6 separate regions of the Homo sapiens genome follow, and regions 1, 3, 4, 5 and 6 are each linked to region 2. The links are chromatin contacts, found by Hi-C or POLR2A ChIA-PET in ENCODE. All regions are on one chromosome and are shown on one strand. Each heading gives the region's core, a stretch centred on a gene start or an enhancer-like site at or near the end of the contact. The rest is flanking DNA. Distances are from core to core; before and after follow the strand shown. Region 1 has its middle 30 kb from the start of ZRANB1. Region 2 holds the start of PLEKHA1 (pleckstrin homology domain containing A1). Region 3 holds the start of OAT (ornithine aminotransferase). Region 4 overlaps CTBP2 (C-terminal binding protein 2). Region 5 holds the start of TIAL1 (TIA1 cytotoxic granule associated RNA binding protein like 1). Region 6 holds the start of LHPP (phospholysine phosphohistidine inorganic pyrophosphate phosphatase).

Region 1 (2,700 bases), core at 68-2,567, 2.5 Mb after region 2:
ACAAAACTGTGTCCTGTACTGCATGCATACAGATTAGGCAACATTATTAAATACGTTTATTTCCTTTCTTTCCTTCCTTCCTTCCTCCCTCCCTCCCTCCCTTTCTTTCTTCCTTTTTTTTTTTTTTTGAGACAGAGTCTTGCTCTGTCGCCCAGGCTGGAGTGCAATGGCGTGATCTTGGCTCACTGCAACGTCTGCCTCCCGGGTTCAAGCAATTCTCTTGCCTCGGTCACCCGAGTAGCTGGGATTACAGGCACCCACCACCACGACTGGCTAATTTTTTGTATTTTTAGTAGACATGGGGTTTTGCCATGTAGACCAGGCTGGTCTCGAACTCCTAACCTCAGGTGATCCACCTACCCGGGCCTCCCAAAATGCTGGGATTACAGGAGTGAGCCACCGCACCTAGCCTGTTACATTGCATTTTCTACTGTTAAGATGTTTTTTCCACTTGGGAATCATGTTGATCATACACAGAGAATGGAAGATACGTTGCAGTTTATACAAATGACATTTTCTGCAACGCGTCTGAGAACATGTTCTTGTAACAACTGAACATTTCTAACATTTCTTTTGAGGGGAACACCCATTTTATAACACTTTCTACTTAAAAGCACAGATCCCTCAAAGACCCTGAGTAAGCTGGATCCGTTACCATTTCCTTTAGCAGAGCGCCTTCGATTTCCCTTAGCTGCATATGTCCACCTCTGCGGGGGGCTCCACAGCCTCAGCCTGATCTTTCCGTCCTAGGCCTGATTATGGACTGCCAAGACTTTTTGGAGAAAGCAGTTTCTTGTCGCTCTTCTTTTTTCATTCTTCTTGATTTGCTTCCCTCTAACTATTGTCCCGAATCTCCTCCAGTTTCCAGAGCAACCCTCAGCAGGAGACTCTGTGCTTGATTCACCAAGGAGGAGAAAGGGTTTGAACTCCACTCCATCACCTCTGTCTCACCCACCAAAACCTCCCTAGAGCTGTTTTTCACAGCTTCCTCTCCTCGTTTCTGAGGAAGATAGGGCTTTCTTGCTTGCCAACACAAATCACTGTGCTCTGAATTTTACCTCCCTTCTGGATTTCAGTCCTTTTACCCCCTCTACATCTCTCCTCCATTTATAAAAGTGCTCAGAGATGCCCATTCTTTAAAATAAATACCTAAAAGAAAACAAAACCTTTCCCTTATTTTTGTTACTGCCCTAATCTAGTCTTATATCTCCTGCTTTCCTTTCACTGCCAGACGTCTTGGACTTGTGGTTTATAATCACATGGCTTCAGCTTTTGAAACTTGGCTTCTCTCCCTACCATCCTACTGAGAACTGTTCTCTAGAAGGTCACTGAGTCTCTTGTTTGTCAGATCCAGTGGCCTTTCCTCCGTTCTAATGCTCGAAATCTGTAGCATCTGACAATTTTTATTACCATGTGCTTCAGGCTCACTGTACCCTCGGCTTCCAGAACACCGTACTACCAGCTTCATCTCCTACCTTTCTGACCACTCCTCTTTTTTTTTCCTTCGGTAGTTCTTTCTTCCCCACTCCTGTGGCTTCCATACTAAATTCTACATAGAGAGCTCCCTGATGTTGATCTCCAGGATTGCCCTACACATTTCAGACCAGCATTTCCCCCACCAGCCATTCCCTTCCTCCTGAGTCCAGGATCTCCTGATTCAAGGGTCCACATCTCCTCTGACCCAGTTCCTCTCTTGCGTGTCCCACTGTTGCACATACTGCCGTCACTCAGAGTTCACGGACTTTTTTTTTTTTTTTTTTTTTGGTGACAGGATCTTGCTCTCTTGCCCAAGCTGGAGTGCAGTGGCATGATTATAGCTCACTGCAGCCTTGAACTCCTGGGCTCAAGCAATTCTCCCTCCTCAGTCTCCTGAGTAGCCAGGACAACAGGTGTGAGCCACTGAGCCTGGCAGGTTAAAAATTATTTTTTGTAGCAATGGGGTCTCATTATGTTGCCCAGTTTGGTCTTGAATTCCTGGCCTCAAGCGATCTTCCACCTTGGCCTTCCCAAGTGCTAGAATTACAGGCATGAGCCACTGCTCCTGGCCCACTCTCTGACTTTTGATTCTTTCTTCTGCCTCAGAGTTAGTCACTGGCAAATTCTGAACATTGCACTGTCTCCCATTTCACTCTTGGCCCTCCTTTCCATTCCCACAGCTACTTTGGTTTTAGGTCCTTGTCTCTTCTCTGCCCCTGTTTCTACTTCTGCCCTCATTTGTCTCACAGACATTCCAGGTAAAGGTGGGCAGCTCCAATACTGGCACCTTCCTGCTCAAAACCTCTTTATGGCTTTCTACTGTTAATGGAACTACAGATCCACAATTTTGCATGCAAAACTTTCACAAAAATGCAATATGGATTTATGAACTCTACAGTTAGTTTGGGAAAAACTGAAATGAAAGCCAGAACAAACTATCAACAAAACTATACTGTCTCTACCCTTTACTACAAAGGTTTTTTTTTTTTTTGAGATAGGGTCCTGCTCTGTTGTCCAGGGTGTAGTGCAGTAGTGCCATCATGGCTCACTGCAGCCTGGACCTCGCAGGCTCAAGCAATTCTCCTGCCTTGGCCTCCCAAAGTACTAGGATTAGAGGCATGAGCCACTGCACCCAGCCTAATATAAGGTTTCTAAGAAAAGGAAATTAAAAACCCCAAAAAGACAGTGGATACTTTTTCCAAATGAAATATTTCTCAGAGTCCA
Region 2 (2,700 bases), core at 2-2,501:
AGAAACAAGTCAGGAGGCCAGGCTGAGCCCCCAGACTTCTAACCCAGTTCGCAAATAAAGAAAGTGGCAAAGTAGATAGATTCCAGCCTGTCACCAGGGTTGTGTCTTCTGTCCTAGCAGCTGTACAGCTTGTCTTACCACTGGACATTTGTTTCATGTACATTTTCACATAGGAAGGATATTCTAAAAGATGTTGATAAAGATTTTTTAAAGGGTTTGAAGGGGATAGGATGTGATCTAAGGTTGTGCAAGGAGAGGAAAGGAAGAAGCACACAAAAAGAACAAATATTTATTAAGAGCCTAGAGTGGCATGCGCTGTGAAAGGCGTGGCATGTAATTCTTTCCCAGTTCTTTGCCTGTCTGAATATTTCTCATTCTTCAGGTTTCAGCTCAGATATCACATCCTCAGAGAACTTGCCTTGCCACTCTCTCTGAAGAGCCTCCCCCCGTCCCCGCCACCGCTACTGTCTCTTGAACTTTCTCAGTCTGGCCATTCTATTAAAATCTGGAACGATTTTGCTAGTTTGCGGACGAGTTTCCCCCAAGCTGCAGGCTCCATAAGGGCAGTGACAGTGTCTCTTTCTCAGATGAATGCCGGGTTGCCTATCGCGTACTTGGCACACAGTTAAGTGCTCGAGAAATTGCTAAACACTCAACGAATATTTACCAGAATACATATTTATGCTCCACCGTTGCTGAAAGAATTTCGACTAACCCTTCTTTAAGTCTCTCTTACCCTCCTGTACTATTAACACCATTGTAAGTAGGCAGTGGAGCTACATTTGCAGGGAGAGAGAAGAGCGAAAAATTGGCGCGCAGAGCTGTAAAGCGTTTTTCTCCAGGTCACACCGCAGCCTGTAAATTTGTGACACTTGGACCGATTATGGGACAGCTTGCAAACAAATTATCTGCAAACTAACGAAGCCTATTTTTAAAGATCCCTGTTCCTCGCAGCTCTAGGCGATGACATCAGAGAACCCGGAGTTCTACCTCCGAGCCAAGCCCAGTGGTGGTCAAAAACTACGAATACCAGGAAGCACCGCGGCGCGGCGGCCCAGAGCTCCGCGCGCAGGCCTCCCCGGCGCGCCGAGGCCGCCGCCGCTGGAACCAGGAAGACGCCAGAAACTCGGCCCGCCACGCCGCAGGGACCCGCGCGGGGCCTGCCGGGACTCGTAGTCTCTGCGGGCTGGGAGCGCCCGCTCCGGAATCTCAGCCGCCGTCTGAGGGCTGAGGCAGCGTGGGGACGCGTGCGCAGTGCGCGGGCTGGCCGTCGCGGACGCCGCTCCGGGCAGCCGAGCCTCTGTGGGAGCCGGGGCCGCGGCGGCGCGGGTGCTCCGGGCCGAGGCCGCGGTAAAGTTTAGCTTGAAGAACGCGGCCGCGCTGGAGCAGGGGTGGTGGACGGGGCCAGGCGCGAGGTGGCGGCGGCTGCGGGGCTGCCGGGCTGCTGGAGCGCGGTTCCCGCTGTGGCGAGCGGGGAGGCGTCCGCAGAGGGGCGGTGGGTGCTGGTGAGTGCGGAGCCGGCGCCCCCTCTGCGCACGTCCGCGCCACGCGCCACAGCACCTGGAGGCCGCCGGGCCGGCTCACCTGCCCTGGCTTGGGGCAGCGGGAGGGGGCGGCGTCTTCTTCCCGTGGGTCCCCGATTGTTTTCCCGACGTCAGCCCTCAGCGGCGCCCGGCGGGGGAGGGCGGGAGGCCCGCGGCGGTCGCGGGGCCGACGAGCTCCTCGGCGTCTCCGCCCCCCGAGAAATCCCGCTCGGGGCGCGGTGCGCGCAGCTGCCCGGGGATTCCCGGTGGCGCCGGTCGGAGCGCCTCCCTCCAGGGCTGTGCCCGCGGGGCGCGCGTCCCCGGGCATCCTTTCCTGGTGTTTAATGCATTTTGGCTTCAGGACTTGCCGAGGCCGAAGCCGGCTCCGCCCTGGGCCCTGAAGTCGGGCGGTGTCCGCGATTTACCTCCGCACCTTCGGGGCAGGTGGCCAGAGGCAGCGTTGAAAGCGACTTGCCCAAGGTCACGCAGGTGGCACCGGGGAGGCGACCAGACCCAGGTCTTTCGACGCCGAGGCCAGCTGCCAACCGCAGAGCTTTGGGGCCGTCTTGAGTGGTTTGTGGTTTGTTTCAGATGCTTTCTATTGACCTCCTGGAAAGAGGGGAAAGTGTGTCATAATGAAAGCGGTCCTGTTGCTTATAGTGTTTACCGCCTTTGGTAGAATTCTGGTGAGGCTGTGCCCCCGCGCAGAGCATCTACCGTGGTCTGGGCGTATAAATAATGAAACTCCTTTGCTCTCTGGGGGCAGTACAAGAAGAGGTTCAAGGAACAAATAAATATCCAGGCAGTTTCTGCGTTTTCCTCGTCTGTTTGTTTCACCTTCCAATTCTGCAGTACTGGTTTTCTTATTTTACAATTGATCGTTGTTTTAATAAGATTTTCTTTGTTTTAATGAAGTCATTGCCCCTTGTGAGTTAGTTTTCTAAATAGAAAATCTTATTTCCTGTGTGTTTAATGACTGGAACAAATAGTGCACTATGAGGTTTACACCATTGTCTTTCATCTTAGAACTCCTGATCAATCTGCTTTATTTTCCCAAGTACTCAGCTTGCATACTTTCTATGTTAATTTGATGCCACTGAAACCATTTACAGCAAAGTTTGGGTAAGAGTTATGTGATTGTTTTGTGAAACTGTGTTTTTCTTCACAATCTGAAGAA
Region 3 (2,700 bases), core at 125-2,624, 2.0 Mb after region 2:
TACTGGGATTACACAGGTGTGAGCCACCGTGCCGGGCTAAAAATAAGCTTTTTAATTTAACGCTCGTTTTTATGAAAAGATTCATCTAAAGACAGAACCAGGATATTCTAATGAAAGGAGTCTATTGTTATTTCACATGGCTAAGAGCGATTGATTACAATCTAAAGAACAGTTCCGGGGTTAACTGAAAGAACTAGCTTATCCACAGAAACCCTTTCAATCCCAGAAGGAGAAATTTAGAATTTGGAAACTGAACATTAGTCATTTCTTAAGGTAAAGCCACTTCATTCCAAAGTCACTGTCTGTTCGCCCTTAATTTATCACCGTAATTTATCTAAGAGGTAAAACTGAACACCGAAAAGGTAAGATGTAGAGTGACAAAAGGAGACGGTGGGTCACAGGGCGAGTGCCCAGGTGACTTCGGGCCTCAGTCCTCTCGCCAGCAAAGGGCGGACAATGACCCCTCCCGTCCCGCCCGGGAAGGCGATCGAGGAAACGCACTGGCCAGGCCCATTTACTGATGCTCAGCAGGGTTTGCAAAAAGCCCCCAACGGGAGGTTTTCATGCTGAAAGTCCTGTTGCCCCCCCATCCCCCACCATCTAATTAACCTGCACGTTACTGTAAGGAAGGTTCTGCTTCCGTAATTTTCTTTATTTCGACAGAGGCTGGAGAAAAAAAATCATAGGCTGGAAGAGGGGAGCGATGGGCAGGCCGATCTGCAGGGCGCAGGAGCAGGCCGGGAGGACCCAGCCCTCCAAGGCTGCATCAGCGCCCCCGCCGCGTGACCAGGGCCACCGGTTTACTGCACAGCTCCCCCGTCCCCAGAACGCAGCCTCCCCGCCAACCCCAGGAACCAAGGGTGCCCAAAGGCCTCCTACCCGGAACCCCGGGGCGCCTCGGGGTCTCTGGGCCGGGTGGGCCGAGTCCTGGCCTCCACAGGCCGCGAGCGCAGGGGGCGGCGGCTCCGCCCGGTCTGGCAGGCGGGGCTGCCACATCCTCAGCCTCTCCCTGCCGCCCGCCCGTCGGCCGCTCTGGGCTGGAACCAGGACTCCGGCCTGCAAGCCGTGGGTCGCCACGCCCCTGCCCCCTGAAGCTGCGCGCCGGCCGGAGACTCCAGGGCGCCCGGGTCCGAGCCGCCCGCAGAGTAAACGGGCCGCTGAAGCGGGGCTCGTTCCCCGGCCGAGGCCCAGCGCGCCCCCTCAGCCAGCATCCCCCGAACCCGGGCCGCGGCCACCCCGCGCCCGCCCGCCTCCCCCGCCGCTGTCAGGGAACCCCGGCCAGGGCCCGAACCAGAGCCCCAGGACAGCGGCGCCCAGACGGTACCTGACAGCGCCTGAGGACAACCGGGTACACGCGGCGTCTATGAAGCGCAACAGTGACGCCGGAGAGTCACTGCAACTTAAAGGCTGATTCTGCCCCGCCCCCAAGACACCCTCGCCGCTCATTGGCTGGGGCGGAGGGCAGGATACCAATCGCGTGGGTCCCGTCCTCCGCCCCGCCCTCCGGCCGCGCATCAAGGATCTTTGCTCCTCCCGCGGATTCGATCCGCGCTCGCGCCTCCTGAGCCCGCCGGCCTGTACCTGAGCTCAGGCCCCTCGGTCGCCTCCTCTGGCGGGACGAGAAGAGTCCTTGTCCGCCCTTGCTGACGAGAAGACTGAGGCCCGAAAAGGAAAAGTCTGTTGGGCCCCCCACTGCGCGGGCCGGGTGTGGCTGGAGGCCGAGAGACGTGAGGCTGGACCGCCCGCCCTGTGCTCCTGGAGGGAGGGACCAGCCCCAGCTCTGCCCCAGCCACAGCTGCGGGAGCCCCATGCCCTTGAACCCTGATGCGCCGCGCGGCTTAGTTGTGCCTCTGAATCCACCTCCAAAAGTCGTCGCTGCCTATGGAAAACACACTGCCCACCTGTTCGCAGCTGCTGTCAGATAATTGAGTGGCAGCAACCCACTCACAGTACAGATTTGCCTGTGGTGCCCTCCACAGCCGGTTATTAAATTCAGAACACAAAATAGATATTCCGGGACAACCTCATGTTAGAATCGGAAGGGACTTGGACTTCACTTAGCCCACAACAAGATGTTAAATATTGGAAAACAGAGACCCAGAGAAGGAAAGCGACTTACCCAGTCATCCAACAGTAGGGGCAGTCTGGTCCTGTGTGCCCCTCGCCACCCCTCTCAGAGGGCAGGCGCTGGCAGCTGCCGGCACCACACTCCATTAGACCACAATGACCAGTCGGGGGCCCAGCTGGAAACAGAGGGCACACTCCAATGTGAACATTTCCTAAAACGTGGTGGTGGGGGCCCGTGGTTCATGCCTGTAATCCCAGCACTTTGGCAGACCGAGGCAGGAGGATTGCTTGATCCCAGGAGTTCCAGACCAGCCTGGGCGACACAGTGAGACCCCGTCTCCACAAAAAAAAATAAAAATTAATCTGGTGTGGTGGCACACCTATGTTCCCAGCTACTCCAAAGGCTGAGGTGGGAGGATCACTTGAGCCCAGGAGGTTGAGGCTGCAGTGACCTATGACTGCACCACTGCACTCCAGCCTGGGCAACAAAGCAAGACCATCTATCTTAATCAACCAATCAATCAATCAATGTAGGCAAGTAAACCACAAGGGATGGAGAAATAACCTGGGTCTCATGCACCAGCGAGGGCCATTATCCATCCTAGGCCCAACGGCCTCCAAGTGGGGTTTCCA
Region 4 (2,700 bases), core at 111-2,610, 2.7 Mb after region 2:
ACCGTTAAGTTTCTCTCAACACACACAAAACCGAAGTAAAATGCTCATCCTCTGGCTCCCCTACAGTAGTAAAAATTAATTGCCACATAAAATTGCTGATTCCTACCAAATGAAGCTGTACGATTTATCAGCTCATGGATGGCGCAAACTCAATGGTGGTTTAACTACATCACCTGAGTTATTGCTGTGTTTTCTCTCAGTGACAGCTTTACGGGGAATGTAAGTTTTGCGAATTCATTCATGTAGGACAAACTTCCAAAGTAAACAAAAGCATTAAGCAGACACAGCTCTCCCGTGGCTATGTCACAGCGATTCTCAAAGCCACAGGGTGTCTGGGCAAGAAGGGTGGACACCCCGTGTAGGGACCCCTGCAGCAACTCCATCAGGCACGGTTTTCCCCCACCCCCAGGCTGCAGTGCCACCTTCCAGGGGTGCTCTCTGCTGAAGCCCTCAACCCCCCGCACCCCAACTTTAGAGGCCATCGTAATTTAATTATCCAACTCCAATTCCACATAGGAATCCAGTTATTTAAAATGCATTAAAAAAATAAATCACTGCCAGTAGGTTTTGTATTTTTGGCCAGGACAAAGAATTTATAAACAGCTTATATATATGGTGTGGAAGACAGTTAGATGGTGAATACCTCAGGGAACACCATAGTCTCCTCGGTTTTCACCAGAGTTTGCCTGGGAGCCGGGACATCCCTATCATTTTATGGGCTATTTCTGTTTTCTTCATCATTTGTCCCCTGTCCATTAGACAACAATGGATTGATCTTTTTCTAATCTGAATTAGGCCAGGCACAAACAGGTAAGTTACCTTCCGGTTTCCATAATTACGGGAACAGGCAAGTACTTCTTCCAAACTCAGGCCTTCAGAGAAAAATAACTGTGGTGGGAGGGGTGCAATCCCTGGGGAAACAGCGTTCTTGGTGAGGACAATGCTGAGGTCACCCATCGGTCTCCGAAGAATAGCAGTTCTACTTCTCAAGGGAAGAGAGCCCCAACTCTAAGAATTTCAGGTACATGAAAAAAAAGTGCCACAATCCATTGTCCAAGTTTGCCTTATGTTCTATTTATAGTCAGAGTGCGTGCTCTGAATCTGTTTTAGAATCATGTTCTTCAGGACAACTTGAAATAAAAATCAGAGAAGTTTAGTTTCAAAAAAGGCAGAGAGGTGACTATCCACCCAGGAGACTTCACCCATTCCCGCCACGCCAGTGTCCCCAGTCAGCCTTGACCCTGCTTCCCTGACTGTGTAGTGAGATGTGGGGATTCAGCCCAAGGCTTGTGGTTAAAGACAGAGGAAGAAAAGACAAAGAATGAAACCTTTCTGGTTTGGTGACTTAGCTCAGAGCTGGTCTGGCTCTTCTCTACTTTCTTGCCAAGTTTTGCATATTTGGGATTTCAGTTTCACAAGCTTCCCCACCTCACTGGTTTTACTGCTTAACGAGCAGAGAATATGCTCTAATGATTATCTGAAACACACCCACAGGTAACCACAACTGTTTCACACAGAACAGGAAATGCCCAGCAAAGAAACTCTCACTTGATGATGAAATGTTTGCCACTAGAAAATACATCGTACTGTCCCCATTCCATGGGCTCCCCAAACCACTCTGCACAAAAACTGTGGTTGCGGAGGGGCTGCTTGACAGACTGTTCTTTGACTGGGCTCTTCAGGTTCCAGTCTTTCCAGGGAGGTCCAGCCATCATCAGATCCAAATGGAAGTCTTGCAACTGGGGCACTCTGCTTGAACTCAAATGCCCCCAACAAGAGCCTTGTTCTCTTTGTGATGATTTCCTGTGCTGCACACATGAATCTGTGCTTTTCTCAATGTGCACTTTTTAAAAAATTGAAAACAACCCAAGGATGAGTCAACATTTTAATGCAGCTCATACCTGACTGTCAACTTCAGCAAAATAAAGGGAAGGAAGAGCAAAGCCCGCAGGGGCTTTGGGGAAGGCGAGGTGGCGAAGGGAAGAGGCAGGATCCGGCTAACAAATGCCAGTATCAGGGAAATACCAAGTCCACATCCTGCGCAGTCAGCTCCCCAGGATTTGTTTTTGTGGGTCTCTGAGCTGAGAGCTAAGGGGGCCGGAGGGAGAAAGTGGGAGGTAAAGTTAGAGGAGGGACTCACTGTAGGAGCACACTGCCAGCTCTTGTGGCCAGCCCCAGTGGAAAAGAAATCCCACTAAATTTACATCCATTCGTGCTCCATATGAAGAAGCTGAGGGTCACTGTCCTCTTCTAGCTATTTCATTCAGCTGGCTTTCCAGTCTATCAGAAAAATGCCATCATCGGCTGGGTGTGGTGACTCTCACCTATAATCCCAACACTTTGGGAGGCTGAGGTGGGCGGATAGCTTGAGCCTAGGATAGCTTGAGACCAGCCTGGGCAACATGGCGAAACCCTGTCCTAAGAAAAATACAAAAATTAGCCTGGCTTGGTGGCATGCGCCTGTAATCCCAGCTACCCAGGTGGCTGAGGTGGGAGGATCGCTTGAGCCCAGAAGGCAGAGGTTACAGTGAGCCCTGATTGTGCCATGGCACTCTAGCCAAAAAAAAAAAGCCGTCATCTTCTTGATGGTGAACTCCCTCTAATGCTCAGGCTGATGTCCTAACACCCAGGACAACGTCTGAGTGACCAGTGGCTCTTGGCTGAGGGATGTGAGCTATGAGCCCCTACATCACAGCTTCT
Region 5 (2,700 bases), core at 2-2,501, 2.8 Mb before region 2:
GAGAGCAAAAGGAGTTTAACAACTGGTTGTCAGTTTAGCGTAGGGAGCGCTCAAAGTAAACTTCTTTATCCAAGAAGGGAAAGATGCTCGGGCAGCAAAAGGTATCCCTTATGTACTTCAAAAGTAGCGGGCGCTAGGCGGGTGTTTCTGACAGCGTGGGCGGGGGCACGTGGGGCATAAAGAGAGAAGGGGCTTGAGTGGTGAAAGAGTGTCCTGCTTCCTCCGAGAGCTTAGCTGGGGAGAAGAGCTGGGAGCGACTCGAGCTGAGGACGTGGAAGGGGTGAGTGCTAATTCCTCAGGGCCCGCGGGGCCCACCCCCGGGCCCACCCCCAATCCTACCCCCGCCAGGCCCTTCCCCCGTGGGCGCCGGCAGCTCCAGGCCCAGCCCAGGGCGTCCAACGCGGAGGGGGTGCAGGAGTTCTCCTGGGCCTGACAGCCTCAGCCGTGCAGAAACCCGGCCTAGGGAGGGCATGCAAAGAAGGACGCCAGAGAAAAAGGTCGAGACAAGCCCCAGACCCCAGGAAGTGACTGTTTGGGGGAAGGGAGGATTTCCTTCCCAAGGAAAAGGGGACAGATGAGGAATGCACTTCGCGTCCACGCCGCCCTGGTCAGGGAGCCGCCTAGAGTCCCGGCTTCGGCCCAGTCTCTCCTGCTCCCTCCCTTAGCGTCCCGCGGTGCCCGGGCCTCTTGGCGCCTGGCACCCCTCGTCTCGGGTACTCACAGAGTCCGGGGCTGCCCGTCGTCTTCCATCATGGTGGGTGCGACGGAGCGATCCCGGGACAAGGGGGAGGGCAGGGTTGGGGAGGGGAGGGGGTGGGGAGGAAGGGGAGGGGGGCTCTGGGCACCGGCTGGGGACAGAGGAAAAGGCACCGAACCCTGCTCTCGGGCTCTCTCCCCCCAGCCCGCTCCGGACACTGCGCTCCAACCAGGAGGAGCAGGAGGAGGAGGAGGATGAACAAAATGGCCGCCGCCACCAGCCAGGCAGGAAACAGGGCAGAGCGCAGGCGCGACCCGCCAGGTCACCGCTCAGGCCAGCCGCGACAGCCTGCAAGGGGGACGACCGAGGGGAGAGAAAAAAGGGCCGCCGAGGAAACCCTGGGACCCGCTCACGACGGATCACGTCGTCGCTGTGGGCCTCTGGCCGGCCGAAGCCCAGCCAGCTCCGGGAGAGATCGGGCAAAAAGAGAAACGTCGTGAAGCCGAAGTCTCTGGGAATTGTGGTCCTGGAAATGAGAGAGGGAAGCACTTCTGCAGAGGACTTCTGGAACCTGTGGTTAAGAGGAGCCGCCGGCGCCCACCCGCGCTGGGACGTGAAGAGGAGACTTCTGGGTAGTGTAGTCATACGTGAGGACGTGCGACGACCAGGAAGTCGGCGGGCTGGGAGGTAAAGGGAAGAATAAAAGCGACATTGAAAGGCGGGGAGACCAAGTGGGGAAAAGCGCTGTCTGGGAAAGCGAACTACAAGTCCCAGAGTTCCTCGCGCCGGGGGCTGTCCTCGGACTGCTCCAGGCATTGTAAGGCTCTTCTGTTGGCCCAGTCTGAGCTGCTGCTCCGCCTTCGTCCAGCCCGAGAGCGGTTTCTTCAACTGTGGCTCAGGCAGCACTCTCCCTCCGCGTGGTGTCCGAGCCAGCAGGGCCGTCCGGCCCTCCTGTGTTCATCAGAACGGCTGGCTCGCGTTAGTCAACCGCCGCTTCGCGCGACAGTCAGAAGAGAGGCTGTGCTGGCGGGGACCCGGAGGGGTTGGGGTGTTTTGGGGACTCGATTTCCCACAAATAGGTATTTCTAGCCTATTTGTTAAATACAAGTAGGTGGCCTGCTTGTAAATTGCTTTACAAGTTTCAGAGGTTTCCCTATCAAATGTCTCATCGGATAGTGGGGTAAGAAGAGGAGCCCTATTATAATGACTTGCCCAACTCCCCCCGTATTCTTGGAGTTAAAAGAAAAAAAAATCCTTGGGCAGAGACGTGCACAAACATAAAGTTGCGTTTACAGACATCAGTCATGTGGGCTAGAAACGCAGTTTTGCATGAAGATAGGGGAAGCCATGTTCATACTAGCTCTGCATCCCTGTAGAATTTGTCTTCTCACCCCCCACAACAGTTCCTGGTGTGCTTTTTTCCTCCTCTAAGTACCTTCAGGAGAAAGTACTTGGTCTTGTAGCTTAGTGAAGAGTGGCGATGAAGAAAGATCTTTCAGCCCATTGCCAGAACTTAACTGCCCCGGTTAGTAATGGCTTAAGAGTTGCTTCTGCCGACATGTACTAAGTGCATGTCGACCTCTGCAAGTGGCGGTGCGTATGCGTGCCACTGAACATTAATCTTGAAAGCAGAATCAACCATGCAGCAAGCCCTTATGTTGTCCATTTTCAGGGGAGGAAATTTCAACCTGAAAGACTTCATAGAGACACGGCAAAGGAGTTGAGCCCCATAAGAGTCCGTAGGAACAACAAAAGGCTCAGACGCCAGGACCCATGGCTAAAATGTATGGGCTGGGGATGCGGGCGGGAGCGGGGGGAAGGGAACTAAAGCTAGAGAGGACCTTGTAGAACCGTGTTGTCAAGAATCTATTTCATGCTGAGGAATTTGAGCTTTCTCTTCCAGGCAGTGAGGAGCCACTCAAAGGTTTTGTCTATGTTTTTAATTGGACCTAGGTGTAGAACTGGATTTAATTATAATCCAATTCATTAACCCATGCCTGGCC
Region 6 (2,700 bases), core at 101-2,600, 2.1 Mb after region 2:
GGGGCTGCACTAAGTGATGGGGCAGTGGTCCCAATGGAGTAGTAAAATTAAGTGTTTCTCGTGGCTGCATGGCTCCTGGCTGTGTAGGACTTAGACCCGTCATCTGTAAGCTCCTTCACCTCATGTAAACAAAACCCCTCTAGCTGGAGTGGTGTCTATTGTCTGCGACTAAGAACCCTTATATAAGGTATACTACTCCCCAACCCCATTAGTGGAAATCCCAAAGGGTAGGAACTGTATTTTATTTCACTTGTAAACAGCTCCCCTAGTAAGCATGTCAACAAAATATACACAATTCATTGAACCCCATAACATTTCAACGAATTCCTCATCCTTTCTGTGAATCAAGAGCCTGAAAAGAAATGGTGAAATAATATGATCCTCTCTTCTTTGAAAGCTCAAAGCTATGTTGGACCAGAAGTAAAGTGTTCTCGTTTCTATTTAATAACTTGAAAGGTTCCGAGGGGCCATTGAGGAAACTCCTCCCTTTTAATATCAATGTGTATTTATTGCAAAAATAATGTAGCATCGAGTGGTATTTTATAGCTTATCCAAAAACCTCCTGGGTTTAACGCATTGTGATAGTCCCGTTTTCTTCTCAGCCCAGGTCCTATGCATCCTCATCTATGCAGGGCTGTTATCTGCATATAATTTTTTTTTTTTTTAAGACAAAGTCTTGCTCTGTCGCCCCGGCTGGAGTGCAGTGGTGCAATCTCGGCTCACTGCAACCTCCGCCTCCCAGGTTCAAGCGGTTCTTCCGCCTCAGCCTACCGAGTAGCTGGGACTACAGGCATGCGCCACCACACCTAGGTGATTTTTGTATTTTTAGTAGAGACAGGGGTTTCACCATGTTGACCAGGCTGGTCTCGAACTCCTGATCTCAAGCGATCCACCCGCCTCAGCCTCCCAAAGTGCTGGGATTACAGGCATAAGCCACTACGCCCGGCCTCAATTTTGTATTGTACTTTTTCTTTCTTTCTTTAATAGAGACAGGGTCTCACTATGTTGACTAGGTTGGTCTAGAACTCCTGGGCACAAGCTGTCCGCCCGCTTCTGCCTCCCAAAGTGCTGGGATTGCAGGCGTGAACCACCGCCCCTGGCTACAGGTGCCTTCTTGTCTCAATTTGCCTTTGACCTTTCTTAGGGACTTGTTTTCTGCTTTTCCTGCTCTTTGTCCGCTGATCTCCTGGGAAGAAAGCTTCCGAAAAGGACACCGTTTCAGGGGCGAGTGACGCCGGGGTGCCCAGGCCGCGCCCCAGTTCCGGGTTTGCACCCGGTCTTCTTGCCCTGCCCCGCCCGCGGGACTACAGTTCCCAGGCGCCCCTGCGCGGCCGCGGCGCCGGCGCCGGCGTCGGTTGGGACGCGGAGCTGAGGAGCAGGGCCGGGCGCCATGGCACCGTGGGGCAAGCGGCTGGCTGGCGTGCGCGGGGTGCTGCTTGACATCTCGGGCGTGCTGTACGACAGCGGCGCGGGCGGCGGCACGGCCATCGCCGGCTCGGTGGAGGCGGTGGCCAGGTGAGTGGGCCCCGGGACGCCGCTGGGGCCGCCGAGCTCTAAGCTCAGCCCGCTCCCTGGCTGCCGGCAGGGGGCGGGGCGGCAGGGGGCGGGGCCGCGGCGCAGGCCCCGCCTCGGTCTCCCCCTTCCCACCCCGGTGCGCGCACAGTGCTGACCACGGACGACCCCACTGTTGCCCCCGGCGAGCACCAGGACTCTGCTGGTTAGGGCTGCGCGGTCAGACAGGGCGGCCACCTGGTACGTGCGCTGCTGAGCGCTTGACCTGCGGCCAGTCTGAATTGAGATGTGCTGTAAGCGTAAAATGCATACCGATTAACAAGACTTAGCCGGGCGCGGTGGCTCGCATCTGTGATTCTAGCACTTGCAGAGGCAGAGGAGGGAGGATCGCTTGAGGCTAGGGGGTTGGAGACCACCCTGGGCAACATAGGGAGACCCCGTCTCTGCCAAAAATTTAAAAATTAGCCGGGTGTGGTGGTGCACGCCTGTAGGCCCAGCCACTTGGGAGGCTGAGGCAGGAGGATCGCTTGAGCCCAGGAGGTCAAGGCTACAGTGAGCTGTGATCACCCCACTGTACTCTAGCCTGGACTGCAGAGCGAGACGGTCTCATAAACAAAACCCCCAAAAACACCAGACTTCGTGAGTAAAATGTAAAATAAAAACATGAAAATGGGTTATGTTGTTTGCCTGTTGAAATGATATACTTTTTGTTTGTTTTGTTTTGTTCTTTTCAGATGGAGTCTTGCTCTGTCGCCCAGGCTGGAGTGCAATGGCACGATCTCGGCTCACTGCAACCTCCGCCTCCCGGGTGCAAGTGATTCTCCCCCTTCAGGCTCCCGAGTAGCTGGGATTACAGGCACCCGCCATCATGCCCAGTTACTTTTTTTATTTGTTTTGTTTGAGACGGAGTTTTGCTCTTGTTGCCCAGGCTGGAATGCAGTGGTGCAATCTCTGCTGACTGCAACCGCCGCCTCCCAGGTTCAAGCGATTCTCCTGCCTCAGCCTCCTGAATAGCTGGAATTACAGGCATGTGCCACCACACCCGGCTAATTTTTTGTATTTTTAGTAGAGACGGGGTTTCACCATGTTGGGCAGGCTGGTCTCTAACTCCTGACCTCAGGTGATCCACCTGCCTCGGCCTCCCAAAGTGCTGGGATTATAGGCGTGAGCCACATGCCCAGTTGATAA

Evidence for each region. Hi-C counts contacts between places; a loop is a spot of excess contacts on that map. ChIA-PET counts read pairs that join two places held with the same protein, here RNA polymerase II (POLR2A). Pooled maps may share reads with other maps.
Region 1: a loop to region 2 is called in a pooled map, with 6 times the contacts of the local background. The contact joins the enhancer-like site here to the promoter of PLEKHA1 in region 2. A Hi-C loop is called at or near these places in 4 of 168 maps with a recorded cell type or tissue (CD4-positive, alpha-beta T cell, CD8-positive, alpha-beta T cell and naive thymus-derived CD4-positive, alpha-beta T cell) and 10 of 50 pooled maps.
Region 3: a loop to region 2 is called in a map of CD8-positive, alpha-beta T cell, with 6 times the contacts of the local background. The contact joins the promoter of OAT here to the promoter of PLEKHA1 in region 2. A Hi-C loop is called at or near these places in 1 of 168 maps with a recorded cell type or tissue (CD8-positive, alpha-beta T cell) and 9 of 50 pooled maps. POLR2A ChIA-PET finds 5 or more read pairs at or near these places in 1 of 52 experiments (activated CD4-positive, alpha-beta T cell).
Region 4: a loop to region 2 is called in a map with no recorded cell type, with 16 times the contacts of the local background. The contact joins the enhancer-like site here to the promoter of PLEKHA1 in region 2. A Hi-C loop is called at or near these places in 8 of 37 single-sample maps with no recorded cell type and 6 of 50 pooled maps.
Region 5: a map of B cell shows a loop between it and region 2 (12-fold over the local background). The contact joins the promoter of TIAL1 here to the promoter of PLEKHA1 in region 2. A Hi-C loop is called at or near these places in 2 of 168 maps with a recorded cell type or tissue (B cell and CD4-positive, alpha-beta memory T cell) and 6 of 50 pooled maps.
Region 6: a map of CD8-positive, alpha-beta T cell shows a loop between it and region 2 (11-fold over the local background). The contact joins the promoter of LHPP here to the promoter of PLEKHA1 in region 2. A Hi-C loop is called at or near these places in 3 of 168 maps with a recorded cell type or tissue (B cell, CD4-positive, alpha-beta memory T cell and CD8-positive, alpha-beta T cell), 1 of 37 single-sample maps with no recorded cell type and 6 of 50 pooled maps.

The regions. Positions count from the first base shown.
Region 1 is chr10:124,910,600-124,913,299 of GRCh38, forward strand. No RefSeq gene overlaps it. Among named protein-coding and RNA genes, the nearest start is that of ZRANB1, 30 kb to the right of the region's middle. Within about 2 kb of position 1,318, at least 4 of the 41 ENCODE cell types and tissues checked have a DNase peak (open chromatin) inside an H3K27ac peak, as active enhancers do.
Region 2 is chr10:122,373,457-122,376,156 of GRCh38, forward strand. PLEKHA1 (pleckstrin homology domain containing A1) reads left to right here and starts at 1,252. Exons shown (of 12, transcript NM_001001974.4): 1 at 1,252-1,350. RefSeq lists silencers at 960-1,109, 1,250-1,359, 1,400-1,469, 1,490-1,649, 1,660-1,859.
Region 3 is chr10:124,417,549-124,420,248 of GRCh38, forward strand. It overlaps OAT (ornithine aminotransferase), which reads right to left and starts at 1,375. Exons shown (of 10, transcript NM_000274.4): 1 at 1,325-1,375. RefSeq lists silencers at 935-1,474, 1,417-2,076 and an enhancer at 2,050-2,564.
Region 4 is chr10:125,063,516-125,066,215 of GRCh38, forward strand. All of the region lies in intron 2 of CTBP2 (C-terminal binding protein 2), which reads right to left. Among named protein-coding and RNA genes, the nearest start is that of MIR4296, 32 kb to the left of the region's middle. RefSeq lists an enhancer at 1-65. Within about 2 kb of position 1,361, at least 15 of the 41 ENCODE cell types and tissues checked have a DNase peak (open chromatin) inside an H3K27ac peak, as active enhancers do.
Region 5 is chr10:119,595,713-119,598,412 of GRCh38, forward strand. It overlaps TIAL1 (TIA1 cytotoxic granule associated RNA binding protein like 1), which reads right to left and starts at 1,252. Exons shown (of 12, transcript NM_003252.4): 1 at 722-1,252. The coding sequence starts at 753. LOC105378512 (a long non-coding RNA gene) reads left to right here. Exons shown (of 2, transcript XR_946358.3): 1 at 1-280; 2 at 902-2,700. RefSeq lists silencers at 265-364, 775-884 and enhancers at 483-1,481, 895-1,484, 1,482-2,479, 2,375-2,464.
Region 6 is chr10:124,460,473-124,463,172 of GRCh38, forward strand. It overlaps LHPP (phospholysine phosphohistidine inorganic pyrophosphate phosphatase), which reads left to right and starts at 1,351. Exons shown (of 7, transcript NM_022126.4): 1 at 1,351-1,515. The coding sequence starts at 1,391. RefSeq lists a silencer at 1,231-1,690.